Linked DNA regions of Homo sapiens: region 2 is linked to region 1. Evidence: chromatin loops called from intact Hi-C (ENCODE). Cell type or tissue: GM12878. All regions are shown on one strand. Each heading gives the region's core, and the rest is flanking DNA. Links, peaks and the distances in the headings are about the cores only. Region 1 overlaps TACR1 (tachykinin receptor 1). Region 2 holds the start of TACR1-AS1 (TACR1 antisense RNA 1).

Region 1 (15,902 bases), core at 4,964-12,963:
TGCAGATTCAGGAGGTCCCTTTCTGTCTCCCTGCTGCCTGAGGCAGGGTCTCCCTCTCCACCACATCCTCTTCTCCACCCTAAGTAAGAACCTTAACTTACCACTAGGAGCTTTGTGGTCGCCACCAGCCCTGGCCTGCCCACTTGTCTCCACTCTGGGAAAGAGTCACTCTCCTTTATTTCCTCAAAGCCCCACTACCATGGAATTTTTGGATGAGGCATATTTTACTAAAGATTTGAGGAGCTGAATCGGGGAATTACAGCCTAGGACAAAATTGTGTTTTCTTGAATTCGCACTCAGATACCACTGTTCTTTACAATGCATTGAGCAGCCATCCCTGCAGGAAATGTCTTGCTGGCTGTGTCCTTTTGCAAGTCCCTCTTCCAACCATGGGGCTCAGGTGCACTCGCACTCTTTCTCGCCCCTCTTTCTGTCATGCTTAATATGGTATCTTTTTCCCTTTTTCTTGTTACCTGTACTCTTTATATTTTTTCCCCACACAGATCAATTTAGCATTTTCACTCTCCACCTAAATTAGGCTTCTGCCCTATTTTTTCCTATCCCAAAATACAATAAGCTCCCCAGCCAACCCAAAGACCGTCTAACTTGTCCTCTCTCAGCAATTCAAAGCCTGCAGAAGCTTTAGAATTCAAGTTTTGTTTGTTTTTCTTAACGTATCTACCCAGTTGAAATTTCAGGCAGGACTATCAGCCACTTGCCTCCTCAAACACCATTACTGCCCTGCCTCCTCTCCCTAAGCAGACTGAAGGGAGGAGGAGTGTGGGTGAGGGAGCTCAGCTTCTTCTGCATGAGTCTGTGTTTCAATGTCTCTCGTTAGAGCATTCCCAGACTCTTGAGCCATTCCTAGCAATGCACCCTTTTCAGAACCTTTTTTTTTTTTTCCTAACACTGCTGCCCAAGAAAGAATCTGTAAGGGGGCCATGAGGTCCAAGGCAGACCAACAACATTCACCACTACACTTCATCATGCATGTCATGCTGGGAAGGGCCAGTGGATTTACAACCTGATCTCTTCTGAGAAGCTGCCAACCTGGCTCTAAATAACTGAGACCATTCTCTAACCTTCTTCGTAAGAAATGTGCAGGTCTGAAGATATTTTATTTTAAAAACTAAGTAAAATTCAGGACATTCTAATGGTGTAGCCACTATTAAGGGTTCATTTGTTCAACGATTAAAGTCCTACGTGTTCTGAGTTAAGACCAGAGTAATCCAGGTCGGTTTCTATCCCAGAAATAAGAGGAGATTTGTACTGCCATAGATAAAGGATGTGTTACAAAGTCATAAAAGTTGAGATGGTGCAGAGCTGACACCAGTAAGGAGGGATAGATGAAGGAAACAGAAGAAAAACCCAGAAACAGAGCCAACAATATAGTGAGTGGTATGTGGTCCAAGTGCAAATTTAAATCATCAGGAAAAGGATAGAGTATCCAATAAGTGGTCCTGGGAAAAGTGTAAGCAATGTTGGAGAAAAAAATATTTGGAGTTTCTTCTCATAATACTCAACAAAATAAATCCTTAATGGGCTGAATAGTTATAATGCAAATAAACAAATAAATAAATATCAGTAAATGTTTTTGTGATTTTGAAATGGAGAAGGTCCTTCTAAGTATAACACAATAGAAGCCATAAAGAGTTCTTTCCAAATTAGGAAAGACAATATGACCACCCCAATATACAACTGAGTAAATTATACAAGCAGTCAGTTCACAAAAGAAGAAATGAAAATGATTAAAAAGCATAATTATTGATATGGTTTGGCTGTGTCCCCACTCAAATCTCATCTTGAATTCCCACGTGTTGTGAAAAGGACCCAGTGGGAGGTAATTGAGTCATGGGAGCAGGTCTTTCCCATGCTGTTCTCGTGATAGTGAGTAAGTCTCACAAGATCTGATAGTTTTAAAAAGAGGAGTTTCCCTGCACAAGTTTTTCTCCTGTCTGCCACCATGTGAGATGTGCCTTTCACCTTCCGCCATGATTATGAGGCCTCCCCACCCATGTGGAACTATAAGTCCAATAAAACTCTTTATTTTGGAAATTGCCCAGTCTCAGGTATGTCTTTATCAGCATGAAAACAGACTAATACAATTATAAAATTTTAAGTTACAATGAGTTAAGAATTATAATTAAAGTAGAGAACCATGTATGACCTATCATGTTGGCAAAAACTATGATACCTGATAGTGCCCAGTGCAGCTGTGCAAACAAAAGGGTAATCTCATAAACTGGTACAGATTGGCACGTGTTTTCTGGAAAATGACAGTATATATCAAACCTTTTAAAAACCCTTTAACTTAGTTCTGGTGACTTTAACCTTGGGAAATAAAAATGGGAGCAACAACACATATTTGAATATGTTAATTAAAGTATCGCTTAAATATTAGATCATTGTAAATAACTCAAATGTCCCGAATAGAAGAAATAGAAGACTAGCTAAATAACTATGGTACCTCCATGCAATAGAACATTATTGCAGCTATTAAAAATTTTGTTATAGAAATACTTATTGACATAAAAAGATGATTGTGACATAGTGTTGTTTTCAAAGTAATCTAACAGTATTCTTATGTGTGTACAAATATGAGTGTGTGTAGGAAGATATCAGGAAGATAGAGGAAGATATCAATCCATTTTCTCAGAATTTATTTCTAGGTGATATAATTAGAAAAACCTTTGAAGTTTTTTTCAATGCTTGTCTGTATTTTCAAATCGACGATGAGTATATAGTACTTGTAGTGAGAAACCTATCTATTAAAGAAGAAAGAGGTAAGAAAAGCTCAGGCACTCGGGCTCTTTGCCTGAAGGCTCTCATTCAAGCAGATGCTGGGCCAATTTCTGAGGAGGACGCTGTCAACAGGGCTTCTTGCTGGATGAGGGGGACAAATCTGGTGAGAATTCCAGTGTTTTTTGAAACCCAAGATGATATTTTTCTATGAAGTATTTCCTTGGTGCTGATTTTGTGATGAAAACAGAGGAGCACCACATGGGCTCTGCCTAGAAGGAACATTTAATCTAATCAAGCAGATGAAATAGTCGTATATAAAAAGTAACCTGGAGAACAACACAACGAAATTCTGACTTGTGCAATTTGAGCAGAGACTGCAGTAAGAATTTGCTTCCTTCCCTGTCTTGTTCATGGGTAGGTGTCAGTGTGGCCTTCCCTCTGAGGAGCTGCCCCATGGGAATTGACTCCACCAGAAGGCAGCAGCATTTGAGCATGGGGATCCTGTGACGCCAGTTCTTCCATGAATTTAAGTGCATGCGCTTGAGCATCCACCTTGATTGGTCACCCCATCACGATACAGGGCGACTCTGGGACATTCCTGCCCAGAGCCTATGTCTGGATGCAGTTGATGGAGGCTTGGTCCTGGCCTGTCTCTGCAGAAAGATGGGACATGTACTCGTGTCGCTATAACCCAGGGAAGACTGGGTGATGTGTCAGAGAGGTACAGAGGGCTTCATATCCCCTATCCTTTCAACCAAACACACAGACAGCTTCCTTCGGCCCTTGGCCCCATTTAACGACTGCTCTCTCCTCTCCCTTTCGTGGCCAAGTATATTAAGAATGGAATCTACACCTACTGCTTCCACTTCCTCACTTCCCACTCGACTCACCTGGTCCATCATCACCTTCTCTGACGATGCCACTAAAATTGAATCTGCCCTGGGTCTCTGATGTCCAAAGCAGAGAGCAAGTTCCTACCCTCATCCTCCCTCCCCTCAGAGGCAGGCTGTACCCGCCCCTGGAGTCTCTCTCCCTCCTGCCCCTCCCTCTCCCCTCCAGCCTCTCCCCTGGAATTGCCCCCAACCGCAAGATGTGGACCTCCTCTCTTCTCATGGCCATCTTGCATCCGCTTGTCTTCTTATGGTTTTTGGACACATGAGGACTCCCAAATCTAATACCAGCCCAAATCCAGATACAGACATCTAACTGCTGGCCCTCAAAGTCAACATATCCAAAAGGCAATCTACCAACTTTGCCCGACAAGCCTGTTCCTCTTCCCTGGGTCCCCACACTAGTGACAGTCACCTTCACTCCCCCATTCACCCAGGCCAGAAATTCAGGTAAATTCTGCCATCCACAGCCAAGTCCACCAGCTCTTCCCCCAAGCCACAGTGCTTCCTGAATCTCTCCCCTCATATCATCCATCCATCCTGCCACAGCCCTCACTCAGGCCAGCGCCACTTCCTGCCAGGCCCGCAGAGCACCCCAAAGGCTCACTGCCTCTGGACTTTTCCACCTCCATCCATGCTCCACTATTGCCAGAGCACAAGTATCTGACCATGTTCATTCTCTGTTTAAAACCACCTCATGGTTTTCCACCAACTTCAAAATAAATCACAACTCTCCAGTCTGTCATAAAAGGCCCTTTGTGATTTGCTTCTGTCTTCCTTTCCAGCCAAGTCTTGTGGCACTTCTTCACACAGCCATGTCCTTTTCAGTTCTAATGGCATCTTAGTACCTGCCTCATGCCAGGCTCCTCCCCCATGCCTTTGCACTTGCTCCCTCCCCTCCCTATAGTGCCCAACTCACCTGCCTACCTCCAACTTGTATATCAGGGCTTAGCCATGCAATTCCTCCTCCAGGAAGCTTCCCTGACCAGCTTGGTTGAATATCTCACCAATGCATTATGCACTAACGCACATGCACAAAACACTGGACCATGTATTTAGGCTTATTTTTAATTTTTACATTGTATCTATATTTGAAAAAGGCTCACTCGTGCCTCTCCTTAATGTCTCCACTCCCCTTGAAGAGGTAACCACTGTCAGCCACTTCCCATGGCACACTCTTTGGCACTACTCCCCTGCAGACTGTGAGCTCCGGAAGAAGAAAACAATGACTAGAACTCTCCTCAGTGTCCCCAGCCCCTAGCACCAGACCAGATATAGAACAGGTGCTGAATAAATCTTTGCTGAATTTATCGATTAACCAGTTGCAATTTTTGCCTGCCTGCAAGAGAACTTTCAAAGGTCTTTGGAATTTGGCTCTAACACCCAGATGTGAGTGAACCAATAAATACATGAGTATTGCTTTCTTTTACTATCAAGAAGCCACATGGACCTGAAATTTTTTTTCCAGGAAGTAAAAAGTCAAGCATCTAGCACCATGCTGTGAGAAGGAGAGAAAGCCTGAAGGACATTTGAGGAAGAGCAGGAGGAACGAGGCTGCTCAGCTTGTATCAAATGAGAGATGGCCTCAAAAGCCCTCAATGCAAAGGGGGCTCTGGGGAACAGCAGGTTCATGGTCACCTTGCATTTGCAGGACCATCCCAGGAGGTTTGCAGATTCAGGTTTGTTTGTGACATAGGATAAAGTGTGAAAGCTACGTGACCACAGGTTTTTTCACTGGGTTTAAGGAGGAACTGCATCAGTTGCAGCTACCAGCATCAAAAGTCTCAATGCCAGTAATTCTCAGCCCCAGCTGCACAGGAGTATCACCTGGAGAGCTTCTAGATCTCTGGTGCCCAAAGCTGCACTGCAGGCCAATTAAATCAGAAGCTCTAAAGTGGGATCTACACATTGGAATTTTTCAAGGCTCCCTAGGCAATTCCAATGTGCAACCAAGACCAAGAGCTATGTGCTTCCAACTTGAACATACACAGGAATTACTGGGTAGTCTTGTTAAAATGCATATTCTGATTTTGTCCCTCTGGGGTGGAGCCTGAGAGTCTGCATCTGTAATAGGCTTCCAAGGGTTGCTGATGTAGCTCAGCTTTAGAAGTAGTGAGCAGCCTGTCACAGGGGTATTCAAGAAGATTCTGGATGATTATGTGGTATGGATATTGCAAAGAATGGTAATGCACTGGATTGGGGTTGGGATTCTATCAATGCTCTTCGACCTTTCTGTAACAGCTGAAATTTTCTACCCACCCACCCCGAAACAATATCATCCACAGAAAGCCAATATGTAAACCCAGCAAAGCAGAACTATCTCATTAGAATAAAGATGGAGAACCCAGAGCTGTGCCCTCTTGGCTGCCTTCTTCCCCTACCTTAAGGCACCCAGAGTCTCCTCCAAGTACATTATGAAGACACCTAGTTATTATTTAATTAGCCTATCAACCTTGATTTCAAATGCTGAGGATTATTTCAGAAACTGAAACTGTTCTTGCTTTCAACAATGATCCCACTAGTGAGATATAAGGAAACCTAGATTAATGAGCACCAAGATATTGTGGCATTAAGGACAAGGGAATCTGCAGGATTTGAGGCTACATGGTCTGCATTCAGCAAGCTTATCCTGTAAAATGTGTCAAGCCTCATTCACTGCTTACAGGGATGAACAAAGGCATGAAGTTGTTGCTTGAGCCTTCCTTCTGAAAGTTCCGATAAGCTCATCAGCAGGATTTAATGATCAAAATCATGGTGCTGGGTTCTCTCAGGTCTATGACAACCCAGCACATATCTCACCAGGTGGGGGTCAGCCAGTCTCTTCTGTTGCTGTCTCTTGCTGTTGCTGTTATGTTCACTTATAGTGCATCCTTAACCCCAGATCTCTTCTCCCAAGGCAGATATTAATTCTGAGAGCTGATAAAATCCTAACTGGCAGAAATCTAGGAAATAGCAGAATGAAAGCCAAAGCAAGCATAGAGCCACACAAAATAAGATTGTGCTGGCTCATTGACCAGCTCTCTAAAATAATGATTTTAACAAATATATACATATAAATAGACATATCTCCAGTTAACTACAAGATATGATTTTAAAAAATACTTTTCTGAAAAAGACATCAAGATCAAAAAAAGTATTTAATTTTATGTTTTCTAATAATGGAATTTCATTGATTTGACCTACATTCACTTATAATTTTTGATAAGTTGGACACTGTTTGGATTGAGCATTTGTAATTTCTATGTAAATGGGGTTTATCTAAGCAATATTTAGAAGGATGTGTTTAACCTTTTATCTCATCCAAGGATCAAATCTGCCTTTTATTTTTCAGTGGGGATGTGGCACGGGGAGGGTGTAGTTGTCAAGTGCCTGGGGGAGCAAAAGACTGCGAATCTGGAAACCTAGAATGCCAGCTTAGCTGAATTTTTCTTACATAATTTATTACTAAATTTTATTGTGATAAAATATGTATAACAAAATTTGCCATTTTATAGTGTACAATTCAGTGACACCAAGTAAATTCACAATGTTGTGCAACCATCACCACCTTCCATTTCCAGAGATACTTCATTTCGACCTTTCTGTAACAGCTGAAATTTTCTACCCACCCACCCTTAAACAAAGTTATCCACATCTTTATCTCAAACAGATTCTGTACCCATTAGACAATAACTCCCATCTCCTCCCTCCAACTCCTGGTAAACCTCTCATCTACTTTCTGTCTCCACGAATTTGCCTATTCTATATAGATCATATAAATGCAATCCTGCAATGCTTTTCCTTTTGTGTCTGACTTATTCAGTTAGCAGAATGTTTGCAGGCTTCATCCATGTTGTCGCACATGTCATAACATCCTTCTTTTTTAAGGTTGAATGTTTCACTCGCGTCCATGTGAAGAGACCACCCAACAGGTTTTGTGTGAGCAACAAGGCTGTTTATTCCACCTGGGTGCAGGCGGGCTGAGTCCAAAAAGAGAGTCAGTGAAGGGAGATAGGGGTGGGGTCATTTTATAGGATTTGGGTAGGTAGTGGAAAATTACAGTCAAAGGGGGTTGTTCCCTGGTGGGCAGGGGCGGGGGACACAAGGTGCTCAGTAGGGGAGCTTTTGAGCCAGGATGAGCCAGGATGAGCCAGGAGAAGGAATTTCACAAGGTAATGTCATCAGTTAAGGCAGGAACAGACCATTTTCACTTCTTTTGTGATTCTTCAGTTACTTCAGACCATCTGGATGTATACGTGCAGGTCACAGGGGATATGATGGCTTAGCTTGGGCTCAGAGGCCTGACAGAATGATATTCCATTGCAAGTATAAGCCACATTTTGTTTGTCCATTCATCTATTGGTGGGCATTTGGGTTGTTTCCACCTTTTAGCTGTCGTGAATGATGTTGTGTGCAGATTCAAATAATGTCTGTTTGAGTCCTGGCTTTCAATTTTTGGTGTCTATACCTAAAAATAGAATTGCTGGATCCTATTTCTATGTTGTATTTAATTATCTCTATAGGAACATGGAAAAACCAATGCTCCTGACTGTAACACATTTTAGCTGAAATTAAGCCCATTTTTTTTGTTGTTTTCAAATAAATAACAATAACTTTTGCTTCTTTAAAAAGGGAGGGATTTTTTAAAGGCTGATAAATTATGTTTACGTATTTATCTTTGCATGTTCATAATGATCTGATCTGTGATTTCACAAAGGGAAAGAGCAGATTGTATTTTGTATTCAGGTATGGTGTGGCCAACAGATCAGGACATGGTTACCACTGAAAGACACTTTATTACTCACAGTTCCCAAGCTGAAGGGCCATGGCCCCACACCAAGCCAAGCCACACAGGAAAGCCTTTATTGGGGTTTTCTCAGGAAGGAGCAGGCAAGGCCGGGTAAACAGGTTTAAGATTGGCTGGTTTGAATAACTTCGGCAGGCTCCGGGGTGTAGGAGCTGCCCCTAGTTGTCTGATGCCTGCCGTTGGGTGATTAGGGCGGGAAAATAGTGTCCTACCCTGTAAGAGCCCAAGAAAGCAAGCAAGTGGAAGTATGGGCTTTGTTTCGGTTAGTTTGCATATGAAAGGCATCCAAGTGGAAAGTTGTTTGTTTTCCAAAGGAATTAGCTCTGCCTGAAACAGTCCCTCCCTGAGCTGCAGGGACCCAGATGCCAAAGTATCAGATACAGAACCAGAAAACACAGTTAATACACACTTGAATAAAGTCATTAAATCACGGACAACAATGGAGTCCCAATAGACTTGCATACCTAAGGTCTGAAACAGTTCTCAGTGCTAGATGTCTATTACAGTAACTTGGGGGAAGTTTCTAAAATGTAATTTCCTGCTCCCAACCTCAAGTCAATTGAATGAATACCTTTGGGCACTGATCATTTTAAAAGTTTCCCTGGTGATTCTCTTTTACATTTGCGGTTGAGAACCGTTGGCCTAAGACAATGTTTCTCAAAGTCTGAACCACAAACAGCAACATCGGCATCTCTTGAGAACTTGTTAGAAATGCAAATTCTCAGGCCCACCCCAGCCCTGCTGAGTCTGAAACTCTGGGTGGGACCCAGCCCTGTGGGGTTGTCGAAGCCCTCCAGGTGATACTGAAGCCCACTCGAGTTTGAGGGCCACTGGTCCAGGGTAAGGAGTATCGGCGAGTTGACCATAGTGTCCCTCCCATCACACTCAGACCCAATCTTGCTCAGTGCCCTGTAGCAATGTCTCGGCAAAGCTCAGCTAACATGTTTTGGTCACAAACTATTAGTCTGCATGAGGCAGGGCTGTTCTTTCAGGTAGGAGAAGTCAGTGCAATTTGGAGGTTTTCAAGTTCTCCCTGCCCCTGTAGTCTCCAAACATTTTGCTTACAAGCAATGCCATTACAGCAACCAGGAGGGACTGAGATCAGCTAGGAAACACAATATGCTGTCCCTGCCATAGTGGTTGGAGAGCCCTGAGGCTCCCAAAGGAGGCGACAATTCAGAGGGCTTTGAAAGCCAGGTGAGACTGGAGCAGCCTGTCTGCACAGAACACATGCACTCACACCCTGCTTGGTGCAATCTGTGATTTGTCACTTAAGCAGTCTTTGAGTATCTTCAAATGCAAATTTGATATGCAGAGGGACTGAATAAGTAGCAAAAACTGTGGGGCTTTACAAAGAAGTGATTAAAAGCAAACAGTATCTACAAAGGAGAAATTGAGTGAATAAGTGGGTTTTCCTCATTGGAAGAAAATCATTGCATAAAATAATCATGAATGGTAAACAGAGGGGAAGAAAAAAATCATTGGGTGGCTTTTCTCCATTGACAAAAGGCTGGTTTTCTGACATCACAGACCTGGATTCTAATCTCAGCTCCTCCCTTTACCAGCTGTGAATTTGGGAAAATTAATTAAATTCTAAATGTGGTTTCCTCGTCTACAAAATGGGATTCATAGTACCTACCCAATCATTTGCTTAAGGATTAAATAAGATAATGCTAGTAAAATGCTTGGCTTTGTGCTTTTCATCAACACTCAAATTTAACTACCATTTCTGCTATTAATACTATCATTAGCATTATTATTAGCACAGTGACCTAGAGTAAGTGCCCCCAAACATTAGCTGTTCTTCCTAGTATTATTATTATTATTATTAGGAATTCTGAGTATCTCCATTATACTCACATCTAAGAAAAGGGCTGTAACTAACCAGACAAACCAAGGACCCCCAAACCCCCAAGAAAAATATATTTTCCCAAAATTCAAAAACCTTATTTAAGTCTGAAAAGGAGCCTTCCCTTTAACAGAAAAGGATAAATTGTGCTGCTGTAACAAACCTCAATATCTCAGTGGCTTAACACCACAAAGGTTTATTTCTTGCTCATGTCCCAGTCAAACGTGAGTCAGTTGGCACCTGTCCTCCAATGGGTAATTCAGGGACCCAGGCAGCTTCTATCTGAAGATATATTCTTAAAGCCCAGTCTTAGAAATGGCTTATGCTATGTGGCTTTCACCCACCCACTAATTCTAGTTCTAGGATTACTCTTATCTCTCTCATTCAGGCTAATTATTCTGATACCGATAAATTCACTTATCACATAGCATAAACTGGGCCTTATCAACCATCATGGTAGTTCTCAACTGAACGTACTAGTTGGTCTACAACCCTGCACTAAGTTGAGCATAAGTGTAGTCTGGCGGGTATGAATTGAGTGGTATAATTACTTCCTTCATTCAGAGACTATACTTCTATTAATGTAGCCTGAGTTTGCATTCTTGTTTTGGGGGGTGGTGTGGGGCAAGTGATATTGAACTGATCATCAACTGAAATCGCTATGGGTATACAACAGATTCAGTGCCCTGTCATCAATGTTTTCTTTTTTTTTAATCTGAACAGGAGTATTCATTATGGAAAAAGTCCACAAGAAAAACATAAATTGTTTTCTGTAGTGTATTCATTAGTATTACCTATCCACCCTATGCAGGTGACAAGTCTCCCTGGAGTGGGCTTTACAGCCCAAGCTTATTAATGGCATATGCTGAGAAAGGTAGCTGCCAAACCTTGACTGCAATAACAATAACAAAAATTAAAAACCTAAAATAATAAGTATATCATACTGACCTTTCCTGTTTACCTTGCTGTAGGTACCACATCTGTGTGACTGTGCTGATCTACTTCCTCCCCCTGCTGGTGATTGGCTATGCATACACCGTAGTGGGAATCACACTATGGGCCAGTGAGATCCCCGGGGACTCCTCTGACCGCTACCACGAGCAAGTCTCTGCCAAGCGCAAGGTGAGCAGGGGACAGGCAGAACTAACCCACCCTGGCACAGACAACAGGCTGTCGAGAAGGGATGGCACACTTGTGAGCCCCAGAGGCAGCTAGCACAAAATATCCCCAGGTATGGGGAGCAACAGAGAGGAGGAGAGGAATCTTTCTTCAGTGTCTTTGGAACCCAGATCTGGCTGGACAGGCATGAGCCACTTCGCTTGCTCTTAAAGAGTAATTGCAACCTCTTGATCCATTAAAACACACACACACACACGCACACTTAAATAAAAGATCAGTGAAGAGTGATTTGGTCCTCTTCTTAAAGTTTGACAAGATAATACATTCACGTGGTTCAAACATCAAAAGGCATTCAAAGGAACAAAATTATAGTGATGAAGAACGGATCAGGGGTTTCCAGGAGTCAGTGTTTGAGGGGGCTTGGGAGGAGTGGCCTACAAAGCGAGAGCGTGAGTGAGTTTCTTTGCAGTGATGGAGCAGCTCTGTATCCTGACTGTGGTGGTGTTTTCATCTATACCTGTGATGAAATTTCATAAATCTATACACCAAAAAAAACAGTGCATGTAAAAACTGGCAAAAACCCAAATATAGTCAGTAGTTTGATGAATGGTCAGTGTCCTGGTTTTGATAATGTGGTATGGTTATGTAAGATGATATCATTGGAGGAGGCTAGGTGAAGACTACCTGGAACTGCTTTGCACCACCTTTGCAACTTCTCGAGGGCCTTCAATTAGTTCAAAACGAAACATTTAAAAAAATTTAATTCTTATCATGGAAAGCCTCTCTCCCTTCTAGATCTGTCATCTACCCAGGTCCCAAGCTTGCACACACACACGCACACACACACACAGATATGCATACAATGGTAACCATTGTTATCTGTTTCTTAACCCTTCTAGCTATTGGCACTTATAAATAAGTAAATATATATTATTTTCTCTTCTTTTTTACACAAATAGTAAATACACACTGTTCTCACTTATTTCACTTAAAATTGACAAGATTTTTGAAAATCAGTATATAAAGAGCTTTCTCATTCCTTTTTTTTTTCTTTGGTACTTCTTTGCTTAGTATTCTCTGTTGGTACTTCTCTGCATAGCATTGTATGAATGCTGTAGAGTTCTTTGCTAAAGATGCCTTGGGAAGGGGTTACATCGCATGGTGTCTTAGTCCATTTGGGCTGATGTAACAAAATGCCTTTGACTGGGAGCTTATAAAAAATAGAAATTGATTTCTCACAGCTCTAGTGGCTGAAAGGCCCAAGATCAAAGCACAGACGGATTTGGTGTTTCAGGAGGGCCTGCTTCCTGGTTCATGGATGGCACTTTCTAAGTCCTCAGATGGTGGAAGGGGCAAGGGGTCTTTCTCAGGCCTATTTTATAAGGGCACTAATTTAATTGATGAGGGCTGTGACCTGAAGACCTAATTAGTTCCCAAAGGCCACCTCCTAATACCATCACCTTAGGGGTTAGGATTTCAACATATAAATTTGAAGTGACACAAACATTCAGATCATAGTATCCAGTATTCACAAAACCTTTTAAATCGCTTTTAAACATCTGGCACTCTCTGACTGCAGCTAGTCAAATCTTTTCCCTTCTCCTTCCCTCCCCTTCAGTCTCAAAACCAAGCAGCTTGCCCTAGCTCACTGCATCTCCCCTTGTCCCACCCCTTCTGCTGTGCCCGCCCACCCAGCCTGCTGTTCCAGGCCTTTTCCTCCTGAACACCCTTTCACCTTTGCTCATTAATTTGTCTCCCTGTGTTCCTCCAGTCATGAAGAATAATGTAACACAGTAGTCCCCAAATGTGAGTATGCATCAGAATCATCTGAAGGGTTTGTCACACTCAGAATTTGGGGTCCTATCCCCAGAGTTTCTGATTTAGTAAGTCTGAAATAGGGTCCAAGAATTTGCATTTCTAACAAGCTCTGAGGGGATGGTGATGATGCTGGTTTTGGGACCACACTCTGAGAACAGCTGACATAACCGAAGTCTTGTAGCACCATATAGTAAAGATCCTTTCTCCTCCTTGAAGGGGCGTCTTTTAAATACTTCTCGCTTCATCCCATACTGTGCACAGTGAGGGCGTGGGAGGAGAGAGGAAGCAGCCGTGAGAGAGGGGGATGTGCTGGTGGTCTCACCTGTCTCACCCTCTTGCCAGGTGGTCAAAATGATGATTGTCGTGGTGTGCACCTTCGCCATCTGCTGGCTGCCCTTCCACATCTTCTTCCTCCTGCCCTACATCAACCCAGATCTCTACCTGAAGAAGTTTATCCAGCAGGTCTACCTGGCCATCATGTGGCTGGCCATGAGCTCCACCATGTACAACCCCATCATCTACTGCTGCCTCAATGACAGGTGAGGATCCCAACCCCATGAGCTCTCCAGGGGCCACAAGACCATCTACATACACAGTGGCCAAGCGGCCATCCTAAATGAGTAAACCCAGCTGTGAGACAAGAGGGACAAGTGGGGACTGCAGCTAACTTATCATCACACAACTCAGCCTGGCTGATTATCACCATCCAGGAATGGGAGCCCGGAGTGGACTGATTTTCTTTTTTTCTTTTCCAAAGGGAACCAGAAATCCATATTATTGTCCAAAGTCTTCTGATTCATAAATACTGGCAGCTAGTGGGGGAATTAAAAACTTCTGTGGTTAATGCATGTAAGGCAGGTCTGCAAGCTGGATCCAGGCTCCAGGCCATGGCCTGTGAGTTTATTCACTCTGCTCTATGGATCCAGTACACAGCGGGCTATGCATGCAGAAAGAGAATTTCATCCCCCCACAGAGCACATTCGCCCTCTCTGATCTCTCACTGTCTTTTTCCCATTCCATCTTACGATCTGAGCAGCTTTACCCATTTTCTTCCAGCAGTTCCAGCAGGACAAGGTAAGGCAAAAAGGAATTGTGACCCCAGAGGCCTGATTCCTGCCCTCACTTAGTCAAAGGGGTTGGGGAGAGCCATCCTGCAGATGGCAGAAGCCAATGTCAGAGAAGTAAGAGAAGGCAGAGCCCATCCAGAATGGTGGTCAGCATTAGGGAATTCACCATGGGGTGCAGAGGGCTCCCAAAAGCAGGCAGGGACACATAGTGGCTGCAGCACAGTCTGTCATCCAGAGCACCACCAGCCTCTGGATGGGGAAGGAGGCGGGAGAGGAATAAAATGCTTGTTACCATCTTTATATCCATCAGTCCTCAGCCTGTAAGGTGCCTTCTGTGAATTAGACACTCAGGTACTAGAAATTTGGGGAAAGACATTCTCTTCAACTTGTCCAAAGGGTCTCTGTTAGTCTAACTGACACATTCACCCTTATTTCTAAGAGTTTCATGACCCACCTACACTTTTTTTAGGTTAAGTCTAGCAGCACGCCTTTAAGTAAAGGTTAATTCTTCCTATTTAACAACCAGAGAAACTGAGGCACACTGAAGAAACATGATTGGCAGAGAGTCCTCCTTCAGTTAACAGGCTACTCGAGGGGAAGGACTGAATCTTGATATGTGTTTTTACCACCCAGTAACTAGCACAGTGCTGTGCACATAGTAAACACTTGGTGAATGCGTTTTGTTGAGGTAGAATTGACTCAAAGTCTGCTGACCCCATGTGAGGGGAGACAGCATAGTTCAGGGCCACCCCCAGTAAAGACGTATTTCACATAAAGATTGTTCCAGTGTTGGATTTTTTTTTTCTAGTCTTGGATTTGACCTTGTTGACTGACCCTTAAGCCTTTTTGGCCTCAGCATCTCCAGCTGTCATTGAATTTTAAAAACAATAACAGAATCACGCTTGGGTATGTCCATGTGTTAACAAGCTGATGCAGTGGTGGGCAGCCCTCTGAGCAGGCCGTCCCAAAGGGTCACCTCTTCATCTGCTCGCTCTCCAGGTTCCGTCTGGGCTTCAAGCATGCCTTCCGGTGCTGCCCCTTCATCAGCGCCGGCGACTATGAGGGGCTGGAAATGAAATCCACCCGGTATCTCCAGACCCAGGGCAGTGTGTACAAAGTCAGCCGCCTGGAGACCACCATCTCCACAGTGGTGGGGGCCCACGAGGAGGAGCCAGAGGACGGCCCCAAGGCCACACCCTCGTCCCTGGACCTGACCTCCAACTGCTCTTCACGAAGTGACTCCAAGACCATGACAGAGAGCTTCAGCTTCTCCTCCAATGTGCTCTCCTAGGCCACAGGGCCTTTGGCAGGTGCAGCCCCCACTGCCTTTGACCTGCCTCCCTTCATGCATGGAAATTCCCTTCATCTGGAACCATCAGAAACACCCTCACACTGGGACTTGCAAAAAGGGTCAGTATGGGTTAGGGAAAACATTCCATCCTTGAGTCAAAAAATCTCAATTCTTCCCTATCTTTGCCACCCTCATGCTGTGTGACTCAAACCAAATCACTGAACTTTGCTGAGCCTGTAAAATAAAAGGTCGGACCAGCTTTTCCCAAAAGCCCATTCATTCCATTCTGGAAGTGACTTTGGCTGCATGCGAGTGCTCATTTCAGGATGAATTCTGCAGC
Region 2 (15,902 bases), core at 4,505-12,504, 97 kb before region 1:
GAGCTATTTTTGACATTTGTAATAAGCCTCATAATGATATTATAACTATTATTAAGCTTTAATTTTCAATTTAAATGTTTGCAAGATTTGCCATAATTCTTTTAGTAAACAGCTTTCCTTTTTTAATATTCTTCTCAACCGTTTATCCCTAATGTCTTTGAGTAGTGTGGTTTTTGTTTGTTTTGGGGGGTTTGGTTTTTGTTTATTTTTCCAGGAATGGTATTGTGAATATACTTCCTGATCTCTTATATTCATGAGAAGTTCTTTCTGTTACCTTAGCACAACTTAGGTAGACAATTATCACTCTATAAGATTTCTCATGTCATAATTTTGTAAATGTGGCTCTGTTATTTTCTGGCATTATAATAGAAGATTAGAGCCCAGCCTGATATTTTTCCTTTATAGGCAAAATGTTTACCTTCTTGGATGGCTGGTAGAATTCTTTCCTTACCATTGAAATAAGAAAATATATCAGAATATCTCTGGATATGTATCCCCTCTCTCACGTATATTGATTTTGCTTAGTGTAAGCAGATCCCAACTTTTATTCATTAAGGAACTTTTTTTTCGGTTATGTCTTAAATCATTACTTCTGTTCAAATTGGTTAGTTCTCCTGTCCAGGAATCCCTATTTCCCCATTATTTTTTATCTTATTGTTCTTTTCCTTTTCATTGTGGAGCAACTTCTAAAGCTGGTTCTTTCATTTCTAATTTGCTTTTTTGCAATTTACCTGTTCTGATGCTGAATCCGATTTTGTAACTGCATTTTTAACTCTTTCAGAATTGTTTCTCATCTCAATCATTCTTTATTCCTGCCTTTTTGTCCCCAGCAAGTTCCTTTTTATTTCAGCTTCTATTCCTTTGATTTCCAGTCAGAACTGTTCCACAGTGTCCATGTTATGAATAGCTTTTAAAGTCCAAAACTACCATATTTTCTAATTTATTTTGGATTTATTTGCATAACAAATAAATCAAACAAAGATTTATTTGTTATAAATCTTCTTTCAAAACTGTTTTTTTCTGCCTTTTGAGCATTATGTTCCCCTCCTTTTATAATACGTACTCATAATTCATTGTCATCAATTTCATTTTTTTTTCTATTTACTCATTCTTTAATGTGCAAAGGTCTGCTCAGGAGAGATTTTCCTGTAAACTCCCAAAACTCCCAATGTATGTTTTTAATTTTGTTCCCCTGGCTATCCACATAACTGCTGGTACAATTCTTTTCTCTTTTCTCTGCTGGTTCACTTCTCTTATGAACAAGTGTTGTTTGATATTCTTACTTTCCAGCCCATCTTTTGCTGTCTTAAAGTCTTGTATGTAGTGTGAATATATTGCCATGGGGAGATATCCAGTCCCACTGCCTATCTTTTCATGAGTGGTATTGATTCCTGTAGAGTCAGACCTTCTTCCCAATTCTTTATGTGCCTGATCCAGCGAATGGTACCTCTATTGACATGTAGTAAATGCTCGGTAAATAGTTTCTCCAGGATTCAATATAACTCCCAGAATGCACTACGACTCTGTCAGACTCAGCTCTTTTTAACTGCCACCCAGACCCTCTAGGTATAAGCACTCCTAGTCACACAACATTTTATGGGTAATTGTAGCCTCAAGCCAGTGCAAGAAAACAGTAACTAATATTAGGGAAAGTGTGGTCAAAATGGCTCTATTATTCTAGAAGTCAAATTGGGGCTAGCTTTCCTTTCTCTGCTGGGAAGACTCCATGTTTCTAAGGAAAGTACCTAGAGTGGGCATAGCTTTATTGACTAAAAAAAGATGGTAACCCTTATCTTTTTTCCTGCCTGTAACTTCCTCAGAACTTTGGCTAGTGGAAATTCTTCCTGTTTCCTGGCATATCACTGAGGAATTCTCGGAGTTTCCAGTTTTACAGAAACTAGTTTCTCTTTGTTTTTTCTTAGTTATATCACAGGAAGTTGGGGAGAGAAAAATCAGAATTTATTAGATTTTTAAATAAAAAGATAATACAATTAATTCATAATTATTTACATTTAACTGAGTTCTGTACTTACCAGTAGCCTCCTTTTCACATGTCTTTCTTATCTAAATTCTTTACTTTGGTTTGTGTTTCGGTTGGCTTGAGTATTTAACACTTTAAATAACGTAACTGAGGAGGGCTTGTGTTCAGGATATACTTTCTGAACCTTTACAGACCTAAAATTAGTTGCCAGCCAAGCTGGACTAAAAATCAGGTCCCCTACAAAATTAGCTACTTTGGCCTTTCCTACAAAATTAGCTACATTGTTTATCTCTCTAAAACATTAAAAAAAAAAGGTACCAATAAAAAATTATTTTACCAGGTAGTGGTTGTAGTAAGAATTAAATGAGATAATACTTCTAAAGCACTTAACACAACAGTCTTCCAAAGTTGGTACAATTACTAGCTCCATTTACAGATGAAGAAGCAGATGCTCGAGGTTGAGATAACTTGCTGGAAGCTGCACAGCTGGTTGGTGGCAGAGCCAGGCCTGGGACATGGGACCGTTTGAGTTCGGAACAGAGGCCCAACTCCAGCTAAATCACCACATTGCAAGCATCTCACCCAACCACCCATTCCTCTCTTTTCAGTTCTGCTTCCTTTGCGATGCTGGGCATATTGATTTGAGGAATACTCAGCTTTCAGGTCCCAGCTGCCAAATTAGATTATGTTGCAAACATTCAGCTGTCTCCCTATGCAACATCACATATTCAGCAGGCATTTCAACAAAAATTAATTGATGAAAATATATGGCAATCACCCAGAGCTGATAAAAACAACTTTTAACCCTGCTGCTAACTACTAACAGATTCTAAGGTTAGAACTTTGCCTGAGGCCTGCGATAGAGCACTCTTCCCCCAGGACCATTTTAATTTTTGCTGTTTATCAAAATAAATACATATTTTTTGATATTTTAGAAAATAGATGTCCTATTGCTGCCTTTTATAATAATCCCTCTTATTAAGCCAGACACTGGGAATACATAATATGCATTTTCTGCCTGGGAAAAAGGCAGAGAGCAAGGGAAAGTTAATAAGCTGTGGAAATCTCTCCATGTCCACTTGGTCAAATTAAAATTCTACTGATTACATAGTTGCCTAGAGTAATGCTTTTCCGATAAATGCTCGATCTTCGTCCATAGGAAGATCTCAGGAGACATTTACCCGAAGTGAATCAGATCCAAAGATAGTAAAAAGTGTTGGAGGACCCAGTTGGGTCATAGTTGGAGTCTTGTATTCTCTTTGCCCTTAACCATCTCTATGATCTTTGATGCATTCTTCACACAGCTAGGTTTCCATTTCTCAGTCTTAAAATAAGGTTTAGACCTAACCTATGAGGTAATAATGAGAATTTCCCAAACTCATGTGTGCATATGCAAGTTTCTTGAGAAACAGGCTCTAAACTAAAGCTCTTTTTGGTGGGGACTTGGACTCAGATTCTCTTACTTCCCTGTCTCTAGGTAGAAACACTGCAAATTGTTTTGCTGCTGTAAATTCTCTTTCAATAATCAGAAGATTTTCTTTCAGTCTATTTCCCACATCTTCCTGATAATGGCCAGTAGGCAGAACTGAAAGAACAGAATGAAATATTTGAATTGCTTAAAACCCACATCTCCCTGAATAAGATTAATACATGTATCAGGTTTTATTTCTTCTTCTTTTTTATAGAGGAACAGTTCCATCTAGTGTAAGGACAGGGCACTCCTCTTCCTGACTTCAACCCTTAGGTGGGGGATGTTCCCAGTGAGTATTTGTCACAGTCCTGGCCCCAGGCTATTTCAGGGCTGCCTGGCCACTTACCTGCCCCTTCTTTGACACATTGTTTGTGAACAGGTGGAGGAACAAGGTGGGTACAATCCCCCTTCTTAACTCTTAACAATGCAAGCTCTGATTTTCCTATGTCAAATCCTGTCTTCGTAGGTCGTTATGATGCTTGTTTGTCAGGACCTGAGTCCTCTCTTTTGGGAGAGTAGGAAAGAGAAGCTTGAGTACCTACCCAAAGTCACTGGGTAAGCCTTGCTTCCATAGGTGGGTGAGGAGGACTACAGTGGGCAGATGGTAGTAAGGAAAATGAAAGGAAAGGGAATTTGTTTAGACTTGGAGGAGAAGGGTCTAGCTTTCCTCCAAGTCTCAGTTACCAGTTTGCTCCACGGTGGTGCCTTTCCTTCTTCATCCTCCTCCTTATCAATCCCCCAACCCCTGCCCTGCCACTACCACAGACCTGAATACAAGCTGATGAGATAATCCCTTCTAGCCTCTGTTTCTGAAAACCATTGATCCAGGTCAGCAGCTGGAATGCATGGGAGACATGAGTCCTTTGGAGAAATGGATGGAGCACCCAGCCCCGACTCCCATCTCCATCATGGGAGGAGAAGAGCTGTCAGCTTCATAGTGCTGAGCATTCTTTCTCATTCTCTTAGTCATTTTAATGGAAATGCAGTGTATCCCTACATTTCACTATCTCTTTACTTCATTTAGAAGAAAACTAGACACTAATGAGCATACCCAAATCCAATGTAGAAAGACAGATTGAAACAGGGGTTGGTAAACTTTGTATGAAAGACCAGTATATTCATTTCCTAGGGCTGCTATAACAAATTACCACAAACTGGGTGGCTTGAAACAAAAGAAAATTATTTTCTCACTGTTATGTAGACCAGAAGTCCAAAATCGAGGTGTTGGAAGGGCTGTGCTGCCTCCAGACACTCTTGGGTAGAATTCTTTCTTTTTTTTTTTTTTTTTTTGAGACGGAGTCTCGCTCTGTTACCCAGGCTGGAGGGCAGTGGCATGATCTCCACTCACTGCAAGCTCTGCCTCCCAGGTTCACACCATTCTCCTGCCTCAGCCTCCTGAGTAGCTGGGACCACAGGGGCCTGCCACCATGCCCGGCTAATTTTTTTTTTTTTTTTTTTGTATTTTTGGTAAGGATGGTCTCGGTCTCCTGACCTTGTGATCCGCCCGCCCTGGCCTCCCAAAGTGCTGGGATTACAGGCATGAGCCACCGCGCCCGGCCTCTTGGGTAAATTCTTACCTGCCATTTCCAGCTTCTGGTGGTTCCAGAGGTTCCTTGGCTTGTGGCTGCATAATTCCAGTCTCCACTTGTTGTGACATGGCCTTGTCCTCTGTATGTCTCTTCTCCTCTTCTATCGCTTACAAGAATACTTGTTATCATATCGAGGACCCACCACAATAATTTGTATGCACAATATGATATTTGTCACACTATTCAACTCTGTGTTATAGCACAAAAGCAGCCATAGACAATATGTAAACAAATAGTGTGACTGTGTTCCAGGATATCTTAACTTATGGACACTGAAATTTGAATTTCATAGAATTTTTACTTGTGAAATAGTCTTCTTTTTATTTTTTTCAATCATTTAAAAATGTAAAAATTGTTCTTCACTCAGAAGCCATATAAAAAAATAGGCAGCAGGCCAGCTTTGGCCTATGGGCCATAATTTACCAATCCTGAGTTAGAATAATAGAATATATCCTAAACCATCTTGATTCCTTTTTGATGGTCTCCAATAACCTTCTAATAACTCCAGCTATCTGTTCTGTCTACATTATTCTAAGTGTTTCTATGTCTCTTGACATACATTTGACCACTCTCCTTTTTAAAACTCTCTCTCTTGTTATGTGGATATGATAAAATGTAAATGTAGCTTCACAAGAAATATAATAATGGAGGGTAATTGGTGATTTTCCAAGGCAGGAGGGTGGTTGTCCTGACCTTGTTTGTCTGTATCTGAGCTATGTGACCCTTAGAACAGGAGATGGTGGCCTCTCTGGATGGAATAGAGATTTTACAGGTGAGCTGGACCAGAAGAGCTGGTGATACTCAGGTGGGGGTTGAATGGGGCAGTTGTGAGGCACTTGTGGACATTAGAGAGGTAGAGATAGAGAGAGGAGAGAAAGGGGGAAGAAGGGCATGTAAGCAAAGGGAGGGGGAGACAGGAAAAAGAGGAGAGGAGAAGAGAGGCAGAAAGATGAGCCAAGGTTGCTCACGGCAAGAGAGGAAATTAAATCCAGATGATGCTAAGTGAGCTTGAGGCTCATTAAGCCATACCAGGCAAGAAGACAGTTAGAATTGTCCTTGAGCTGAAGAGGAGAACTACGTTAGGAGCTGCAATCCCAAGAATGGAGAGAGGGTCCTGGAAGGCTTGAGGATGGGGCAAAGATGCTGGGGCTTGGGAACAGTCCCTCAACGTTTTGGGGTTTTTAGATTTTTTTGTTTGTTTTTTAAATGGAGGTCAAAGTGTAACAGCCTTCCAAAATAAACTAAGTTGTCCTTATGCAGCCCTTTCATTTGGTTTGAAAAGGTGAGGTCAGAGATGTTCATGCTCAGTGTGAATTTGGAGACGCAAAGGAGAGAGGCAGAGCACAGACTCATCTGGAGGAGAAAGGCAGCTTCCTGCCTCACTGCCCAGGACTGAGGTAGGGAGCAGGCCAAATGCGAACTTGGAAGCCAGTGGCAGAGGATGGGCCGAAAGGAGGGATAAGGGAGTACCAGGAGCTAAGCAGTGCTGTGGAGAAGGTCTTTTAGGGGACTCTTCCAACAGCAGCAGGGATGCAGGGTAGATAGACAGGGAGAGACCTGGGGCCAGAAAACCCAGAGAAGACAAGACAGTTAGGAGACTCCAGCCACAGTCCAGGCAACATGCACGAGGGCCTAACTTACAGTGGGGATGAAAGGGAATGATAGCTGGGAAACCCTCTTCAGAGGGAATCACCATGGCTCATTGGCTGACAGGTTGTAATTTCTCACTCACCTGTGCTGGGTTAGTGCTGAATCTCCACTGGGTTTCTTCAGAGAGTGTGTGTGTGTGTGTGTGTGTGTGTGTGTGTGTGTGTGGTGGGTTAGTGCTGAATCTCCACTGGGTTTCTTCAGAGTGTGTGTGTGTGTGTGTGTGTGTGTGTGTGTGTGTGTGTGCGTGCGCGCTCTTGGCTGATTATCTCCCTGGGCCAAACTTCCAATTATAAATCTCCCGGAGTGAGTGGCTTCAGCAAAGCAGTCCTTCCTTGTGACATGCTCAGTCTGGAGGTTCTGACTACTCCCCCATGAGCTCTGTAGGGGAGCTGTTTGTTGTTTGGGATTTTCAGAAACAGGATTTTCCTGCTTGGGCAGCAACAGCATGACCCTGAGTGTTCAGATCCCGAGGGAGCCAGGAGCCGGGAGGAAGGCAGCAGCAGGCTCAGCTTCCTGTAGGCCAAGCATTGCTTTGGGCAGTGAGGGGGGCATCCAAGTGAACTTTAGTTGTGCACAGCAAGCCCCACACCCCCGCCCTTCAATTAATCAGTGAGCCAGCAAGCTGGGCCTTTACTGAACTCCTATAGTGAGGCCAGTTTCCTTATCAAAAGTGAATGGCCTCATGGAGAGACCTCAGTCCCACACCCTGAATAAAGCTCAATAGTGCTGCCCACCATCAGTGATTCCAGGAAAAAAAATTTAATGAATCTGATTAGAATACTTAGAGTACACTGATGACCTGGAATTAGCTTGAATAGGAAGAGAGGATACGTGAGGAATTAAATCCTTGCACACAGGAGTTAAAACCACCTCCTCCCTTTTGCATCCCTGGTTGGTCCACCTGGATCCTCTGTCTTCACAACTTAAAAGGGTTAGCAGCCACATGGAAGGAAACAGGGAATGTGCCAGGTGAATTTCAGAAGTTTTGCCATTGCTTCTCTCCAAGTTGTACACAATTTCAATAATACTCTAAGAATTAAGAGATGTATTTTAATGGGTTTTTTTCCTGATCCTATAAACAAATCTTAGGTCATCAGATCTGGAAGAGACATCAGACCTTATGCTCTGCTTCCCTTGTAAAACTGAACGCCTTTAACAGCACAGCTCAGAGTGCAGTCAGTCAATATTGACATTTCACAAGAGAGGTCAATAATTCTCAGCAAGTGAGTAGCTGGTTCTAGCTCAGTCACCCACTTAGGTGTCAGGACTATCTTCTGAGAAGCAGTCTTTCATAACATCCCACTGAGGCTTGGATGCCTTCAGAAAAGATTTCTGACAATTCCTGTGCTTTCTTGCCATAGCATCTTGTTAGACTCAGTCAAGGTGATTGTGTATTGTTCCTACCCTGCCCTCTGCTGAGCTTTTGCCTAAAAGAACTCTTATAAGAAGTCTTAGGCTGGTGCAGTGGCTCACGCCTGTAATCCCAGCAATTTGGGAGGCCAAGGTGGGCAGATCACAAAGTCAGGAGTTCAAGACTAGCCTGGCCAATATAGTGAAACCCCATCTCTACTAAAAAATACAAAAATTAGCCAGGCGTGGTGGTGCACGCCTGTAGTCCCACTACTCGGGAAACTGAAACAGGAGAATCACTGGAACCCAGGAGGCAGAGGTTGCAGTGAGCCGAGATTGCGCTACTGCACTCCAGCCTGGTGACAGAATGAGACTCCGTCTCACAAAATACCAAACAAACAAACAAAAAAGAAGTCTTGGCCCCATCTTTCTTTGGAATTAATAGCCTTTGATCCACCCACTAGAAATGGTAGAGTGAGGTGTACAGTCTATTCTCCTAAGGAACAACCCCTTAGCAGTGAATTTCTCTAATGGGAATGCATTGGGGTGACTAAGAGAGCTGTGATCTATACACCTGTTTAGTGATATTTATCAATCATTTATTAAGCATTAATTGAGCATCTACTATGTACCAACTGTTAAGCTTCCTGTTTTCAGATTTAGAAGGAATCAGACATCTGACACTTTAACTCTCAGCCTCGGAGCATGTATTAGTCCATTTTCACACTTCTGATAAAGACATAACTGAGACTGGGAAGAAAAAGAAGTTTAATTGGACTTACAGCTCCACATGGCTAGGAGACCTCAGGATCATGGGGGGAGGTGAAAGACACTTCTTACTTGGCAGCGGCAAAAGAAAATGAGGAAGAAGCAAAAGCAGAAACCCCTGATAAAACCATCAGATCTCATGAGACTTATTCACTATCATGAGAACAGCATGGGAAACACTGGCCCCCATGATTCAATTACCTCCCCCTGGGTTCCTCCCACAACACGTGGGAATTATGGGAGATACAAATCAAATTGAGGTTTGGGTAGGGAAACAGCCAAACCATATCATTCAGCCCCTGGGCCCTACAGATCTCATGTTCTCACATTTCAAAACCAATCATGCATTTCCAACAGTCCCCCAAAGTCTTAACTCATTTCATCATTAACCCATTAACCCACAGTCCGAAGTCTCATCTGAGGCAAGACAAGTCCCTTCCACCTATGATCCTGTAAAATCAAAAGCAAGCTAGTTACTGCCTAGACACAATGGGGGTACAGATATTGGGTAAATACAGCCATTCCAAACGGGAGAAATTGGCCAAAACAATACAGGGCTCATGCAAGTCTGAAATCCAATGGGCAGTCAAATTTTAAAGTTCCAGAATGATCTCCTTTGACTCCAGGTCTCACATCGAGGTCACAGTGATGCAAGAGGTAGGTTCCCATGGTCTTGGGCAGCTCCATGCCTGTGGCTTTGCAGGGTACAGCCTCCCTCCCAGCTACTTTCACAGGCTGGTGTTGAGTGTCTACAGCCTTTTCCAGGTACATGGTGCAAGCTGTTGGTGCATCTGCTATTCTGGGGTCTGGAGGATGGTGGCCCTCTTCTCACAGCTCCACTAGGCAGTGTCCCAGTAGGAACTCTGTGTGGGGGCTCCAACCCCACATTTCCCTTCCACACTGCCCTAGCAGAGTTTCTCCATGAGGGCCCCACCCCTGCAGCAAACTTTTGACTGGGCATCCAGGTACTTCCATACGTCTTCCTAAATCTAGGCAAAGGTTCCCAAATCTCAATTCTTGACTTCTGTGCACCTGCAGGCTCAACACCATGTGGAAGCTGCCAAGGCTTGGGGCTTGCATCCTCTGAAGTCACAGCCCAAGCTGTACATTGGCCCCTTTCAGCCACAGCTGGAGTGGCTGGGACACAGGGCACCAAGTCCCTAGGCTACACACAGCACAGGGACCCTGGGCCAGATCCACAAAAACACTTTTTCCTTCTGGGCCTCTGGGCCTGTGATCGGAGGGGCTGCCATGAAGGTCTCTGACATGACCTGGAGACATTTTCCCCATGGTCTTGGGGATTAACATTAGGCTCCCTGCTACTTATGCAAACTTCTGCAGCCAGCTTGAATTTCTCCCCAGAAAATGAGTTTTTCTTTTCTATCGCATAGTCAGACTACAAATTTTCCAAACTTTTATGCTCTGCTTCCCTTATAAAACTGAATGCCTTTAACAGCATCCAAGTCACCTCTTGATTACTTTGCTGCTTAGAAATTTCTTCTGCCAGATACCCTAAATCAGCTCTTTCAAGTTCAAAGTTCCACAAATCTCTAGGGCAGGGGCAAAATGCCACCAATCTCTTTGCTAAAACATAACAAGAGTCACCTTTGCTCCAGTTCCCAACAAGTTCCTCATCTCCATCTGAGACCACCTTAGCCTGGATTTTATTGTCCATATTGCTATCAACATTTTGGGCAAAACCATTCAACAAGTCTCTAGGAAGTTCCAAACTTTCCCACATTTTTCTGTCTTCTTCTGAGCCCTCCCAAACTATTCCAATCTCTACCTGTTACCCAGTTCCAAAGTCGCTTCCACATTTTCAGGTATCTTTTCAGCAATGCCCCACTCTACTGGTACCAGTTTATTGTATTTGTTTGTTTTCACACTGCTTATAAAAAACATACCCAAGACTGGGAAGAAAAAGAAGTTTAATTGGACTTACAGTTCTACATGGCTGGGGAGGCCTCACAATCATGGCAGGAGATTCACTGGTACCACTTCATATATGGTGGCAGCAAAAGAAAATGAGGAAGAAGCAAAAGCAGAAACCCCTGATAAACTCATCAGATCTCATGAGACTCATTCACTATCACAAGAAAAGCATGGGAAAGACAGGCCCCTATGATTCAATTACCTCCCCCTGGGTCCCTCCCAACATATGGAAATTATGGGAGATACAATTCAAGTTGAGATTTGCGTGGGGACACAGCCAAACCGTATTAGAGCATATGCTTATTAAAGTTCCTACCTCACCAAATTGTAATTAAATTATAGCATGTTTCTCTTTTTCACTAAATTCTGAGCTTTTCAAGGGCAATTCAATGTCATTCACCTTTTTAAGCCTTATTCCTGGCAAAGTGTCTGGTGTTTCATAATGCTTAACAAATAGAGTTTGTAGTGAATTCACCAGCACATCAAAAAGCTTATCCATCATTATCAAGTCAGCTTCATCTCTGGGATGCAAGGCTGGTTCAACATATGCAAATCAATAAAAGCATAATCCATCACATAAACGGAACCAGTGACAAAAACTCATGATTATCTCAATAGATGCAGAAAAGGCCTTTGATAAAATTCAACACCGCTTCATGCTTAAAAACTCTCAATAAACTAGGTATTGACGGAACATATCTCAAAATAATAAGAGCTATTTATGACACACCCACAGCTAATATCATACTGAATGGGCAAAAACTGGAAACATTCCCTTTGAAAACCGGCACAAGACAAGGATGCCCTCTCTCACCACTCCTATTCAACATAGTATTGAAAGTTCTGGCCAGGGCAATCAGGCAAGAGAAAGAAATAAAGGGTATTCAAGCAGGAAAAGAGGAAGTCAAATTGTCTCTGTTCGCAGATGACATGATTGTATATTTAGAAAACCCCAACATCTCAGCCCAAAAACTGCTTAAGCTGACAAGCAACTTCAGCAAAGTCCCAGGATACAAAATCAATGTGCAAAAATCACAAATGTTCCTATACACCAACAACAGACAAGCAGAGAGCCAAATCATGAGTGAACTCCCATTCACAATTGCTACAAAGAGAATCAAATACCCAGGAATAGAGTTAACAAGGGACATAAAAGATCTCTTCAAGGAGAACTACAAACCACTGCTCAAGGAAATGAGAGGACACAAACAAATGGAAAAACATCCCATCCTCATGGGTAGGAAGAATCAATATTGTGAAAATGGTCATACTGCCCAAAGTAATTTATAGATTCGTTTCTATTCCCATCAAACTACCATTGACATTCTTCACAGAATTAGAAAAAAATACTTTAAATTTCATATGGAACCAAAAAAGAGCCCGTATAGCTAAGGGCTGGAGGCATCATGCTACCTGACTTCAAACTATACTACAAGGCTGGAGGCATCATGCTACCTGACTTCATACTATACTACAAGGCTACGGTAACCAAAACAGCATGGTACTGGTAGCAAAACAAACACATAGACCAATGGAACAGAACAGGGACCTCAGAAATAACACTACACATCTAAAACTATCTGATCTTTGACAAACTTGACAAAAACAAGCAATGGAGAAAGGATTCCCTATCTAATAAATGGTGCTGGGAAAACTGGCTAGCCATATGCAGAGAATTGAAACTGGACCCCTTCCTTACACCTTATACAAAAAATAACTCAAGATGGATTAAAGACTTAAATGTAAAACCCAAAACCATAAAAACCCTAGAAGAAAACCTAGGCAGTATCATTCAGGACATAGGCATGGGCAAAGATTTCATGATGAAAACACCAAAAGCAATTGCAACCAAAGCTGCAATTGACAAATGGGATCTAATTAAAATAAAGAGCTTCTGCACAGCAAAAGAAACTATCATCAGAATGAACAGGCAACCTACAGAATGGGAGAAAATTTTTGCAATCTACCCATCTGACAAAGGTCTAATATCCAGAATTTACAAGGAACTTAAACAGATTTACAAGAAAAAAACAAGCAACTCCATCAAAAAGTGGGCAAAGGATATAAACAAACACTTCTCAAAAGAGGACATTTATGCAGTCAACAAACATATGAAAAACAGCTTAACATCATTGATCATTAGAGAAATGCAAATCAAAAACCACAATGAGATACCATCTCAGGTCAGTCAGGATGGTGATTATTAAAAAATCAAGAAACAACAGATGCTGGAGAGGCTGTGGAGAAATAGGAATGCTTTTACATTGTTGGTGGGAATGTAAATTGATTCAACCGTTGTGGAAGACAGTGTGGTGATTCCTCAAGGATCTAGAACTAGAAAAACCATTTGACCCAGCAATCTCATTACTGGGTATATACCCAAAGGAATATAAATCATTCTACTATAAAGATACATGCATACGTATGTTTATTGCAGCACTATTTACAGTAGCAAAGACATGGAACCAACCCAAATGCCCATCAATGATAACTGGATTAAAAAACGGTGGTACATATACACCATGGAATACTATGCAGCCATTAAAAGGAATGAGATCGGCCAGGTGTGGTGGCTCACAACTGTAATCGCAGCACTTTGGGAGGCCGAGATGGGTGGATCATGAGGTCAGGAGATCAAGACCATCCTGGCTAACACGTTGAAACCCCATCTCTACTAAAAAAATACAAAAAATTAGCCAGGTGTGGTGGCACATGCCTGTACTCCCAGCTACTCCTGAGGCTGAGGCAGGAGAATCGCTTGAACCTGGGGAGGCAGAGGTTGCAGTGAGCCAAGATTGCACCACTGCACTCCAGCCTGGCCTACAGAGGGAGACTCTGTATCAGAAAAAAAAAAAAAGGAATGAGATCATGTCCTTTGCAGGGACTTGGATGAAGCTGAAAGCCATCATCCTCAACAAACTAACACAGGAACAGAAAACCAAACACCGCATTTTCTCACTCATAAGTTGGAGTTGAACAATGAAAACACATGGACACAGGGAGGGGAACAACACATGCTGGGGCCTGTGGAGCAGGAGGGGAGCAAGAGCATTAAAACGAATAGCTGATACATGCGGGTCTTAAAACCTAGATGGCAGGTTGATAGGTGCAGCAAACCACCATGGCACGCATATATGAACCTGCACATTCTGCACGTGTATCCCAGAACTTAAAGTAAAATAAAAATTTTTAAAAATACACTTTATAGGGATGGATAAAGGATGAAAGGAATGTGGGGATAAACCCATTATGTTATGACCACTTGGTAGTTGTCACTGGAATGTTCCCACTGAGGTTCTGGGGAAATATCAGCCCTATGGCCACACAATAGGAGTAAAGGAAAATTGAAATGTTAGCTGGTTTTGGCCATGTGCCAAGCATCTCAGGGTTCTCTTTGGTGGGGGCATTTTCCAGCTAAATTCTGGGAAGGAACATGGTGTTTATTTAAGTGCTGGCATCTGCTTAGACAAACAGGAAAATATTCTGCCACCTAACTTGACTGGAACAGGAATCCTACTCACCGTCTGATGGCTGAAACAATGCACAGTATTGCAAAACATTTCAGATCAGTTGACTTCCCCCAGCAGCTTAGTTTGCATCAGTGTAAATGCACACAGCAGATTGTGTTTCTGTGTTAAAAGGGTTACAGAACCCATCCTGGAATGAAACACTGGGACCACAGAAGAAGTGATGGGGAAATTGTTCAAGGCCATTATTTCAGTGCCATCATCATTAGCACATTTCATGTTAAAATATTGCCTGGAAGATCACCAGAACCAAAAATAATGCCATCTGTTTGTATAGTGGTTTATAGTTTAAAAAGCATTTTACAGTCATTATCACACTTTTTTACTGCAACTGCAACTCTATTTTATAGATGAGGAAATTGAGACTCATTAGGGTTTGGTGACTTCACTCAGTAACTAGTAGATTCCACATGTGCTGGCTCCTCTATGGTTATTAGCATCACAAGTAACGCAATAATCCTCATCTCCACTTTGGTACCCCCACAGCTGCAATGAATTAAAGCTATTCTTGCCATTGTGACCAGTAATCTCCTAGAAGCCAAATACAGCGGACTCTTCTTCATCCTTATCTTGCCTGATTCCTCTGTAACAAATGACCACATGGGCTACTCCCTACCTTTTGAGGCTGTCTTCTTTGGTTTCTAAGATGCTGCTGGCCGGGCATGGTGACTCATTCCTGTAATTCCAGCACTTTGGGGGGCCAAGGCTGGCAGATCGCCTGAGGTCAGGAGTTCGAGACCAGCCTGGTCAACATGGTGAAACACTGTGTATACTAAAAATACAAAAATTAGCCAGGCATAGTGGCACATGCCTGTAATCCCAGCTACTCAAGAGGCTGAGATGGGAGAATTGCTTGAACCTGGGACGTGGAGGTTGCAGTGAGCCAAGATTTCGCCACTGCACTCCAGACTGGGCGACAGAGAGAGACACCATCTGAAAAAATAGAAAAAAAATTTTAAAAAGGTTCTTCTCTCTCCTGGTTTTATGCCTTCCTCCTATGTCTTATACCACCCCTCCTTTACTGCCCGCTCTGTCCTGGCATTCCTTGTGAATGTTAATATTCTCTAGGATTTGATCTTTGGCCACTTTCTCTTTGCATTCCCCACAGTGTTCTGGGAGATCTTATGGCTCCAACCACTCTACAATAGTAACTCCCACATCTCTGTCGCTGGATCTGTAATTCAAATCTCCCTACGGAATTCAAAATATATATCCCATCTACTTTCTGCACCTCTCCACCTGGATCTGCAATAAGAACCTCAAGTTCCACACACCTAAAAGTGACTGTACTAGAGTATTCCAACAGTGCAGTATTAGGTCTGCCCATTCAGCAGCATGTAATGCTTCTTTGCTTACTCAAATTTCTATTTCTTTTAGTAAAGGAATATTTGACAGTTTCATTCATATAAGTCCCACATATTTCAGTACGTGTTTATGTCTAGATATTATATACTCTCATGACCATTGTGAACTTATTTCCATTATATTATGTAAATGGCTATGCTGTTATATAGAAAAGTTATTGATCTTTAACACATTTGTTTTGAAACCAGCAGCATTCTGAAATTGAATTTGTCTTGTTTTTCAGTTGATTTTCTTTGGTTTTTTAGATAAGCTATCATCTACAATAATTA

What was found. Peaks named below come from ENCODE experiments on the same cell type or tissue, not always from the same donor. Only the 100,000 strongest peaks of a DNase experiment are listed, where the experiment ranks them.
Region 2: it touches region 1 in a loop (3-fold over the local background); 6 of 110 quality-filtered maps call a loop at or near these places.

Annotation. Positions count from the first base shown.
Region 1 is chr2:75,049,092-75,064,993 of GRCh38, reverse strand. TACR1 (tachykinin receptor 1) reads left to right here. Exons shown (of 5, transcript NM_001058.4): 3 at 11,239-11,389; 4 at 13,547-13,743; 5 at 15,271-15,902. The coding sequence ends at 15,562. Among named protein-coding and RNA genes, the nearest start is that of MIR5000, 34 kb to the left of the region's middle. RefSeq lists a silencer at 11,207-11,286. In GM12878, for the core only: a CTCF peak has its summit at 11,281 (motif pointing left); DNase peaks (open chromatin) are centred at 8,433, 9,003 and 11,273; H3K4me3 peaks cover 366 bases; H3K27ac peaks cover 2,821 bases.
Region 2 is chr2:75,145,443-75,161,344 of GRCh38, reverse strand. All of the region lies in intron 1 of TACR1 (tachykinin receptor 1), which reads left to right. TACR1-AS1 (TACR1 antisense RNA 1) reads right to left here and starts at 7,027. Exons shown (of 4, transcript NR_168010.1): 1 at 6,774-7,027; 2 at 5,030-5,141. In GM12878, for the core only: no CTCF peak of the experiment used is centred there; no DNase peak of the experiment used is centred there.